Regions from separate parts of the Homo sapiens genome. Here region 1 is linked to region 2. The links are chromatin loops, found by intact Hi-C in ENCODE. Cell type or tissue: Caco-2. All regions are shown on one strand. Each heading gives the region's core, and the rest is flanking DNA. Links, peaks and the distances in the headings are about the cores only.

Region 1 (5,371 bases), core at 233-5,232, 69 kb before region 2:
TGGCACTAACTGGTTGTGTGACCATGAATGAGTCTTCACCCTCTCTGGGCCTCCATTTCCCCATCTGTACATGATGGGGGTAGACTTGATGATCTTCTAGGCAGCAGACTCCAGTTCCGAGGAACTGTCTGGGTCTGCAGTTGAGGGCCAGTAGGGAACGTTCCCATTTACTCATGACAGTGCCCATGCTTTGGACATCTGCAAAGATGAATAATTGATTTATGGCATTTAATAAAGGCCAGAGGCCACCTCTGGGACTCTGCCAGGGCTCCGGCTCATCTTGCTTGGCTGCCGCAGGGCAGGGGTGGGACCGCAGCATATTCTTGATTGTGCTCATTAATAAGAGAGGCACAGCCTGGTGCCATACGGGGAAAAGTGGACACCCAGCTCCATGAGCAGAGTCCCAGGATCATCACAGAATCCTAACACCACAGCCTGTCAGAAGCCCAGGGTCCTGAAAATCCCAAATGCTAACATCATGCTGCCTTCCGGCTAGAGATGTGGTCTCCTAGGAAGCAGCCCTCATGTTTAGGTAGAGCTTTGAGCCCTGTTGTGTCCATCATCTCAGTTCATCCTCAGAAAGACCTGATGAGGTCAGAGTTACCCCATTTTACAGAAGGAGAGGCTTAGAGAGCACCAGAGACTTGCTCATCGCCATGCTGACCTGAACATCTGATCAAAAGGAAGGAACAGCAATGGATGGGGAGTGAGGAGCCAGGCTTCCAAGCCCCAGCTGTCCCCAACTGGCTGTGTGACCTGGGCCTGTTTCCTTATCTGTCAGTAGAACCCTGGGTCCTTGCCCTCCTCCCATGACCTCTCCACTGCTTAGCAAAAGGCAGGCGATGGAATGGCGAAGAGGAAAAAACAGGTGCCCCTCCTGTACCCAGGTAAGTGGCTCAGACGGCCCTGCCTTTGGATCTGAGGTACCCACAAAGGACCTTGAGCTGTCCCCAAACTCATCTGCCAGCCCTGCCCAGGGCCTAGCTAAGGGAGTTAGGAGGCCTAGGATCCAGGGCTATCTCCTCTGCAGAGACCTTGGTCTCTCTGAGCTGTAGATTTCTTGTATACAAAGGGGGTAACCAAAGGGCCCTGCCCCGGTTGAGCCCTGGCCCAGCCTTATGTTCCTATTGTCCATGGTCACAGCACCGGGAAGGAATGCCCTGTGTCTCCCCAGTGGGCTTTGGCTCCTGTAAGCCTTTGTTCTTTGAGGCTCCCCTCCACCTCTTCAGGAGGCCAGGAATGCAGGCTGAATCATCAATGCAAGCACCAAGGGGTCTCCAAGACCAGCAGCTAAAGTTCCCCAGGTTTCAATCCCAGTCATTCTTTAAGGCCCAGTTCCCATGCCTCCTCCTCCAGGAAGCTTTCCCTGAGTTCGCAGTAGGACTCCCCTCGGGGCATGGATCTCTCTGTTTCCTCCTCCTCTTTCTTGCCAGTCTGCGATACAATCCTCACCCATACCTCTGGCACTTCCCACTATAGTCCCACACCAGCCTCCTCACCAAAGCCCTGGAGGTGAGCAGGACAGAGGCTCCCAGGGAGTAGGCCCTGCCCAGGGCCACACAGAGAGCTGGTGGCAGAGCTCAGAGGGCCAACCTGGGAGACAGGCTCTAACTCCAGCCCCCAGGTCCCAGCTACTGGATACCCAGCTCTGGGCCCCTTCCTCCCCCACCCACTGCCCCTACTCACCAGTTGAATTCATCATAGTCATTGTGGACTTCCCACCAGAAGTAAAGCCAGGTGAGCGTGAGGCCAAAGGTGAAGGTGAGGAGCAGGAACCAGAGGCGCTCCCACTGGAAGAGCAGAGGAGGAGGGGATTAAGTGGGTCAGGGGCCAGCCCCTTAGGCTGCCTCCCACCAGAATGTGTCCTCCTCCCTCCCACTTTGTAGCCAAACCTGCCAGGCAGGAATTCCTGCCCTCTTTACCCTGGGAGAAACTGAGGTTCAGAGAGGGGAAGTGACCTGTCCACCATCACCAAGCCCAAAGTCACAGAAAGGTGGAGAGCCAGGGGCAGTCAGGGCCTCCCCCCCTGGGGCTGTGCTCTTTTTACTGTGGTCTGCAGCCTTTCCATCGTGTACTGCTCTCCCTATTCTGGGGACGGCTCCCTTGGCGCTGGCACAGTGATCGGCAGTCTGTGAAGTCACATCCCTCACACACATGCCTACAAAGCAGGCACTCTTCTTCTCCACCTCTACCCCGTGCTACCGAGAAAAACACTGAGGCCCAGAGAGGCCAAGTGACTTGCCCAGGTCACACAGCAAGTTAGCAGAGGATTAAGGAAGAAGTACAGAAGTGCCATGTTCTGCTGCCTCCACTGGGCCAGATACCCCTGTCTCCAGCCAGGTGGAAGTGGGGTGGCGGGGGACACTGACACCACCACTGCTGTTTCCTGAGGGGCCAGCTCAGGCGTCTGCAGGCACTTCCTCCTGGCCCTCCAATTTCTCCCTGCTTTCATCCGTCCCCTTATCTTGGAAGCACAAAAAGCTTGGAATATCCTGCATCCCGGGAAACTGCTGAGATCATCAGAACAAGTCAACAGCCCTTGAGGGGAGGTCAGTGTGAGGAAGAACCAAGACTACATTTCCCTTGAGGGTGTAAAGTCACAGAGGCAGCCCTACGTCTGAGCTCCCTGCTATGTTTCTAAACCATCCCAGTTTAACCTCTTCATGGCTCCTTACTGATAGCCAAGCAGGAGTGTGGCCCCCTGACCTCTCCAGCTTCGACCTACACAACCAGTTCCTGCAACCTGGAAGGGCCACTGCCTCTGGGCTTGTTCCCTGAACATTCCCACTCACCTTTCAAGTCAGCTCAAATATCACTGCTTCTGTGAAGCCTCCCTGGATTCACCCTGCTACCCTCGTGCCTGCCGCGGTGCGCCCGCAGCATTGGCATCCCTCTGTCTAAACTCACGCTCTGCACACCATGACCTGCTCACTGTGTCCCCCAGACAAGTGTGGGTTCTGCAAGGACAGAGACTGAGCCGACTTCCACTCTACTAGTACTTTATGACCACATGCAGGATTGGGCAGGAAGGAGGGAAAGTCTTCTCACTGTCCAGAATCCTTCCATCCCACACCATGCAAAGATACCATCAGTCTGCCCAGGAACCTCAGATCCCTGTCACCACTTACAAGCTGTGTAACTCTGGGCAAAGTACTCATTCTTTCTGTGACTCAGTTTTCACCTCTATGAAATGAGGGCAATACTAGTACTTATGCCATGGGGTTGATGGAGAATTAAATGAGATAATACAAGTCAGGTGGCTTGGTGAGCACTCAGCACACTACCAGTGTATCTGTGACATCCTCTGCCTCTCCAGAACGTAGGAAAGGCCTTCACACCCTAATGGTCCATGACTCCATACCCACTAAGGGCCTGCTCCGTGCCTCGCCCTGGGCAAGAGGGCTGGTGCCTGGGTGACCCTCCTGTCCCAGGTGGGTCACTTCAGTTGGGCGACTCATGTTTGGGTGAGCAGCTGCCACCACTCCTTGTCATGTGCAGAGCCCGACTGCCTTGCTTAGCCTCACTTCGTACATAAACAGAGATGCAAAGGTGACGACACCCTGAGGCCCAGTATTTCTAGCAGGTTTAGGCTTGGGGAGGTGGTGGCTTCTCAGAGAGTAGGCCACTTGTGTCTGCCCCAGCTGGACACAGAATGGCACAAGCTCCAGTTCCAGGCACAGCAAAGCCCAGCCTTGGTCAGGAATAGGGAAACCCTGGCTAGGAGCAGGGCAGGACATGTGCCCTTCTAGAGCAATCGAACCCTAGGAGCTGCCACCCAGAGAATGGCTGAGTCCCTAGACTCAGTCCTGCCTCCCATGGAGGCAGTCTGGGTCTGCACATGACCGTCTCTCCACCACCCTCCAGCCAGCACCCCAGGACTAGTCCTTCTCAGAATCCGTCTTGCCACCTCAAATTCTTATTTGCTCATAACAGCCTTCATTCCCTGCAGAGTGCAGCTGGTGAGTCCCAGGCCAGCTTAAACATCTGAGTCTCCCAAAGGGTGAACCATGTCTTTAGACTGACACCCATCTGGTCACGTCATACCCCAGCTTGAGAGTCCCACTGGCAAGAGCTTCTCAGTAGATGTCAGGGCCCACTCTGTCTGGCCCAGGCCAGCTCTGTGCTTTATGCCCCATGCACAGAATTACATACGGTTCCCCAAACAGGCTCTTCAGACCCCAAGCCTTCACACAGCTGGAGCCTCCATCTAGAAAGCAACCTTTCTCTGCTCCATGAGGCAAACTACTCCTTCCAGAGTGCCTCCTCCCTGAAGACTCCCCTGTCTCACAGGGTGAATCCCATCTCCTCAGAGCTCCGTAACCCATGCAGCCATCTCACCTATGGCTCAGACCCCACAGTTCTAGAACTGTCTCTATACATGTCGGTCTCCCTGCTATACATAAATGCCTTGAGATCTGGGCAGTTTTCGTGTTCCAGATGGCACAGGAACTTGAAAAGATTTGATAATGAAATGATAGGTGAGGAAACACCCTTTCTCCTACCCTGGCATGAGTACACCCACCCAGGAGAGATTCCCCTGAGGCTTAACACCCAGTTCCCACAAAAAAGTACCTAGTCTTCTATAGAGCCCACGCTGGCAGTGTTAGATGGCTGTCTGTCCACAGAGACCACTTTGCCTCCTCAGGGGCAAGGCCTGTGTGCCTCTGACCAGCAGAGAAGGTTCTGAGAGGGACCTAGGCGAGGGGTGAGCCTCGGCCTAGGATGGGTCTGGTCCCAGGCAAGTAGCCTGGAGGCGGGAAGGTAAAGCACCTCCTGTAGGCGCTGGGAAGACGACCTGTGACCGGGGTGATGCAGGGCCCAGGGGCAAGGCTGACAGGGGGCCAGGAAGACCACAGGGGCCGGGAGGGCCCATGGCAGCCAGGGTCCTATGCCCTAAAGGCCATTGTCCTCAAGTGTCCAGATCCTTACAGTGGAGCAAGGCAGGGCAGGAATGAGGGGCTGCACCTCCCACTCCTGGGAACCAGCCAAGACCAGAGCTGGTGGTGGTTGGGGGTGAGGCATCCAGGCATGGAAGGAATGCAGGCAGGGCCTAAGCAACAAGGAGCCAGGAACCCCATGATCAGAACTAGTGCATGAGCTGGGGTTGGGGCAACCTAGGGATTAAAGCCCTGGGAGCTGAAGCCGGAGGCCACAGTGAGCCTGTAGATGGGGATGAAGAGGCCCCAGCACAGAGGGAGGCAGGCAGCGGGGGTCACTCTAAGAACAATCAGAGGAAAACACTGAATGGCAGGGACTGGAAGGAAGGGAAGGGGAAGGTGAGGAAGTAGCCAGAGGAAGTGGCCTGGGGAGCAGCTCCACTGATAAAGAGGCCCCAATAGCACTAATGGTCCTTGTCAGGGCACATTACAGC
Region 2 (5,371 bases), core at 111-5,110:
TTGGCTTGGACCCAGCCTGCTCTGCCCACTCACGCACATCCAGAGGGCATCCCTGGGACCCCCACCTGCCTGCCCCTCCTGCTCTCTGGTCTTCCACTGCCCTCAGTGGCCCTGTGGCCTCAACTAACCTCAGCTGATGTATAACAGGGCTGTAGGAGCTGGGGCCACACCTACCCCAGTACACCTGGGGGAAACTTTATGTTCCAGTTTATTGCCAAAGGAGGTCAAGTAGGGGTCCCGAGGGGATCCGGGACACATGTGCAGGGTGAGCATCTGAGCTGTAGCCTGGCTTAACGCATGGTGGATTTGGTAAGAGTGTGTATGTGGAATGGGGAGTGGAGAGGGGCTGGAGGCACTTGCCTGGCCTGGAGAGCTGGTTGGATGTAGGGCACTGTGGGCTGTGATGCTGTGGGCTTGGGAGCCAGGTGCACATCCTGGCCCAGTCACCTTCCCTCTCTGTGCCTGAGATTCCTGTGGGTAAAAGGGAGATGAAAATAGTAGCTCCTTCAGGCCGGTTAGCTCAGTTGGGAAAAAAAAGAAAAAGAAAATAGTGGCTACTTCAAAGGTGGTAAGGATGAAAAGATCAAATGTTCAGTCAGTGAGGCCTGAGGTACATGGTGTATATCTGGGAGACCAAAATCAATTCTGTAGTACCAAGGCCGAAAGGTCAAGAGAGACTGTGGCTGGAGAGCCAGGCAGAGGGACGTGCCACACAAGGTCTTAGTCAAGAGTTGGCCTCTGTGCTGAGGGTGGAGGGGAGCCATGGGAGGGTTTCACAGGGACAACAAGGTCATATGTGCTTCTCAGAGATCACTGAGGTAGACAGACTGGGGCCTGTGTTAAGAGTCAAGGTGACAAGGAGAGGCGCGGGTCTGAGCCTGGGCCCCGGCTGTGGCCCAAGTGGGTGGGAGGCATCCCAGAACATCTACAGGGAAAGAGGCTCGAGCTACTGATTTGTGTCCACGTAGGGCAAGAGTGAGCTAGAAATGCCTGGGTGACTCCCAGGGCCCAGCTGGTGGTGCCATTTCCTGGGGTGGGGAGCCTGGAGATGCAGGTATGGGGAAAGGTGATGATGTGGCTTGGGGACACAGTGAGTTTGAGGGACCATTGGGAGATACATGGGATATTCCTCGGTAGAGCTCTGGGGGGCGGGGCCGGGCTTGAGTCCACCTCTTGGGAATGGACAGCCTTTGGGAGGAGAGGCTGAGTAGCCCCTGGGAGGGAAGCGTGGCTCACCACGGATGAAAACCAACAGGGAGGGGATGGGCAGGGGCAGGGGCCTGAGGAGGAGCCCTCTGAGGGGAAGAAGAGGACAGAGGGGAGCAGACAGTGAGAGGAGAGTGTGCAGGGAGAGGTTAGCCAGGGCCGGGAGGGCCAGGATGGAGGTGTCCCCTGGGGTGGGCCATTGGGACTGTGGGTGACTTGGGAAGGGTGATGTGCATAGGGTGGGAGGCAGGAGCAGGGGCTCACTTGGTGACATGGTGGACAGCCCCTTTCAGGGCAGCTGGCAGGGCAACATGGTTGGATGGCAGCTGGCGGGGAAGGCAGAGGCAGAGGAGGGTTTTGGTTTTGGTGTTGGTTCCTGGAGGAGGGCTTCAGTTAAAGCTCTGTGAATAAGGGAGGGGCAGGAAGCTGACCTGGGACTGAGGAGAGGCTGTATTTGGGGGTTGGGGGTGAGGACCACAGTGGGGACAGGAGAGACAGAGCTGAAGCAGCCCCTTCTCACTTCGTAGAGGGGGCTTTGGGAAATGTCTGTGTCAAGTTAATAAAAAATGATATCATGGCTGGGTGGGGTAGCTGACACATGTAATCCCAGCACTTTGGGAGGCCAAGGCGGATGGATCACTTGAGGCCAGGGGTTTGAGACCAGCCTGGCCAACATAGTGAAACCCCATCTCTACTAAAAATACAAAAATTAGCCACGTGTGGTGGTGCATGCCTGTAGTCCCAGCTACTTGGGAAGCATGAGGCATGAGGTGGAGGCTGCAGAGAGCTGAGATCGTGCCACTTCACTCCACCCTGGGAGACCCTGTCTCAAAAAAAAAAAGATACCTGACCCCCTTTCTCATTCTCCTGGATCACTGTTCAGGCTCCAGTCTTGCAAGGCTGGGGAGCTTCACATTCCTTTCTGACCCCAGATCCTGGAAGCTTCCTCTCCCACCAGGTCTTGTCGCCAGCCAGTGGGAATAACCGAGGTCACCATAATGCCATGCTGACCCTTCCCCAGAGCCTTTGGATGCTCACTAGAAGAACTATCTGCTTTGTCCCCACCATTGTCAGTTGCCGGGGACTGCTTCCCTCCAACCCCCACCATGAACTTGCCAGATTGATTTCTGTGTCGCAGCACAGGGTGTGGCCACACCCAGTAGGCACTCAATACCTTTAACTGTAGAAATGCAGAGGGAATGCCTTCATTTGGCTGCCTCTGCTGCCCCCTGCTGTCTGAGACTGGTTGGTACAACATTAAAGGGCTGGTTCTGGAACTTAATGGTTTCGGGACCCCTTTTCTTGCCTAAAAATTATTGAGGACCCCAAAGAACATCTGTTTATACGTTTTATGTCTATTGGTATTTACAGTAATATAAATTTAAATTGATATGTTTTTAAAATATTCATATTATATGATTAAAATAATAAATGTAGTGTAACAACATATTTTTAGAAAAAATATTTCCCAAAATAAAAAATTAATGAGAAAAGTGGCATTATTTTATATGTTTACAAATTTCTTTAATGTCTTGATAGAAGACAGCTGGATTTTCAAACACACTTCTGCATTTAATCTGATGCAATATGTTGTTTTAAGTGAAGTTTATGAAGAAAATACAGGCTTACGCAAATACATAGTTGTAAAAGGGATATGTTAACAGCCCTTTCAAATAATTGTGGCTATTCTTTTTTTTATTTTTTAGAGGCAGGATCTTGCTCTGTTGGCCAGGCTGGAGTGCAGTGGCATGATCATAGCTCACTGTAACCTCAAACTCTTGGGCTCAAGTGATCCTTTCACCTCAGCCTCCCAAGTAGCAAGGACTACAGGTACTCACCACCACACTCAGCTCATTTTTCTTTTTTTTGGTACAGATGGGGTCTCACTATGTTGCCCAGGCTGGTCTTTTCCTGGCCTCAAGCAATCCTCCTGCCTCAGCTTCCCTAAGTGCTGGGATTACAGGTGTGAACTACTGAGCCTGGCTATTCTTTTTTGATACTAGCCAAAACTTGACAAGTGCTGTTTTTTTTTTTTGAAGGTTAGTTGTGATTAGAATCTGAAATCTAGCCGGGCGCAGTGGCTCATGCCTGTAATCCCAGCACTTTGGGAGGCTGAGGTGGGTGGATCACGAGGTCAGGAGTTCGAGACCAGCTTGGCCAATATGGTGAAACCCCGTCTCTACTAAAAATACAAAAATTAGCTGGGCATGGTGGCGCCTGCCTGTAGTCCCAGCTGCTCGGGAGGCTGAGGCAGGAGAATCTCTTGAACCCGGGAGGCGGAGGTTGCAGTGAGCCAAGATTCTGCCACTGCACTCAGTCTCAAAAAAAAAAAAAAAAATCTGAAATCCTATCAATGAAATTTTTATGTTCAATTACATTAAAATACATTAGACTCTTTCGCATTTTGGATATATCTTTTGCCCAAGCATGATGTTATAACTTAATGCACTGGCTGTTTGGAAAAAAATGGTTCACCAAGTTATGCAGGTCTTTCAAATATTGACAAATATTAGTATACTATGTTTTAAAAATCACATTAGTTAATATCAACACCGATCTCATCAGAGAAGTCTTTAAGTATTGGGAAGCTGCCAAGGTCACAGTGGTGAACACAAGGTTTCTAAAATTCCAATTTTCACTTGAGCTTGGGTTTCATCATTAGCAATAAATACTGTCAGTTTGCTGTGAAATGACAGATTCATTTTATTCATTCTTGAGAAAATGTCTGCCAGAGACTCAAGTCTGCATAAGCATAATTTATCTGTCAGTATTTCTTTCAGGTCAAAATGGTGTTCCATGAAAAAAAAAAAGTGACTAGTTAAGCTCACAGTTCAAACAAGTGCAAATGCTTTTCTGGAGACAACCATTGTGCTGCATCGGATATGGCAGAAGTGCTCTATGTTGCTTCCCAGAATATTAAAAAGATGTATACTCAAGGACCAGTATATTGTGAATGGGATCATTTTTATTGCTGCATCAAAGACTTTCCTGGTCGATGTTGGCAGTGTTTTCCTATGAGGGCGTGGCAGTGAAAAATGCGATGACTTCCTGTACATCGCATTGGAGGCCGCCACGTTGGCTTTTGCACCGTCAGGGAAATGTCAACCCAGCAAAAAAGGCAAATGATGCCTTAGTCTCATTATGAAAAGAGTTTTGACCTTGCAGACTTCCCCAGCAGGGTCTGTACTTGGCATTCATGTTTTAATTTAACGTTCTCATACCAGAAGCAGGGCTCAGTCACCCTTGACACAGTTTCCAATACTATGCCCCACCCGAATGGCTCCAGCTGGTGGCTGGAGATAAAACTTAGAGGCTTCTCTCCCACCTAGCAGGCTGGCTCCTGGCCTTCCCGCTCTCTCCTTTAAACGGACCATTCAGACATGAGCTTGTCAACTGGAAGTGACCACCTCTCAGTCACAGTGTGACCAACTGGAACTAGTGCCTGCTTGCTTTAAACCTACCAATTAAAGCTCCCTGAGGGAAAGCTGGACACCCTCGACCCAATATAGGCAGTGGCCCATGGGTCTTGTCTCTTCCTGCCTGCACTCCCTGACGTGTGTGTGTGTGTGTGTGTGTGTGTGTGTCCGTGTGTGAGAGAGAGACAGAGACACCTCTGTTGTGCCCTCCAGGGTGTGTAAGTACTAAACATTTTTACACTTTCACACTGTGGTTTTATCCCCTGAAGGTGAGGCCACTGAAGGACCCATGCAGGTGGGTCCCCTCCCTACTGGCGCTCTTTTTTTTTGAGCCCCTCCACTGTTGGGAACAGCTACCAGTTAAGTTGATAGAGTTTCCTTCAAAACATAGCCCTGACACCCTCTCAGAACAGAGGGGCCTCCTTATCTCCAGGAGCAGCAGGGGAGGGGGAAGGAAGAGGAGAGTTGAGAGAAGACACCTGCCCCTCTCATCATGTGCTTAAGAGGCACCCATGGGCACTGTTCAGGGCCGAAAATTAGAAATACCCCAACCAGCCAGTACCATGGGGGTGGTGATAGGAACCCTGGCTTCCTAGAATAACTCAGTTCCAGGAACCTGTGCTGAGGGCCCAGTCCATGCCAGACCTGAGGCTGGCACTAGAGATGCAAAATGCAATCAGACCCTGCCCCCTCCCCTTGAGGAGTGTTCAGTTTAGTGGGGGAGAGAAGGGTGCCACATCAGTAATAAA

What was found. Peaks named below come from ENCODE experiments on the same cell type or tissue, not always from the same donor. Only the 100,000 strongest peaks of a DNase experiment are listed, where the experiment ranks them.
Region 1: a loop joins it to region 2, with 3 times the contacts of the local background. A loop is called at or near these places in 13 of 110 quality-filtered maps.

What each region holds. Positions count from the first base shown.
Region 1 is chr11:75,461,100-75,466,470 of GRCh38, forward strand. It overlaps GDPD5 (glycerophosphodiester phosphodiesterase domain containing 5), which reads right to left. Exons shown (of 17, transcript NM_030792.8): 4 at 1,687-1,790. Among named protein-coding and RNA genes, the nearest start is that of KLHL35, 31 kb to the left of the region's middle. RefSeq lists enhancers at 1-214, 5,051-5,371. In Caco-2, for the core only: no CTCF peak of the experiment used is centred there; a DNase peak (open chromatin) is centred at 2,706.
Region 2 is chr11:75,530,124-75,535,494 of GRCh38, forward strand. No RefSeq gene overlaps it. Among named protein-coding and RNA genes, the nearest start is that of GDPD5, 6.9 kb to the left of the region's middle. RefSeq lists an enhancer at 1,525-2,341, a silencer at 2,299-2,378 and a cis regulatory region at 4,101-5,287. In Caco-2, for the core only: a CTCF peak has its summit at 2,425 (motif pointing left); a DNase peak (open chromatin) is centred at 2,388.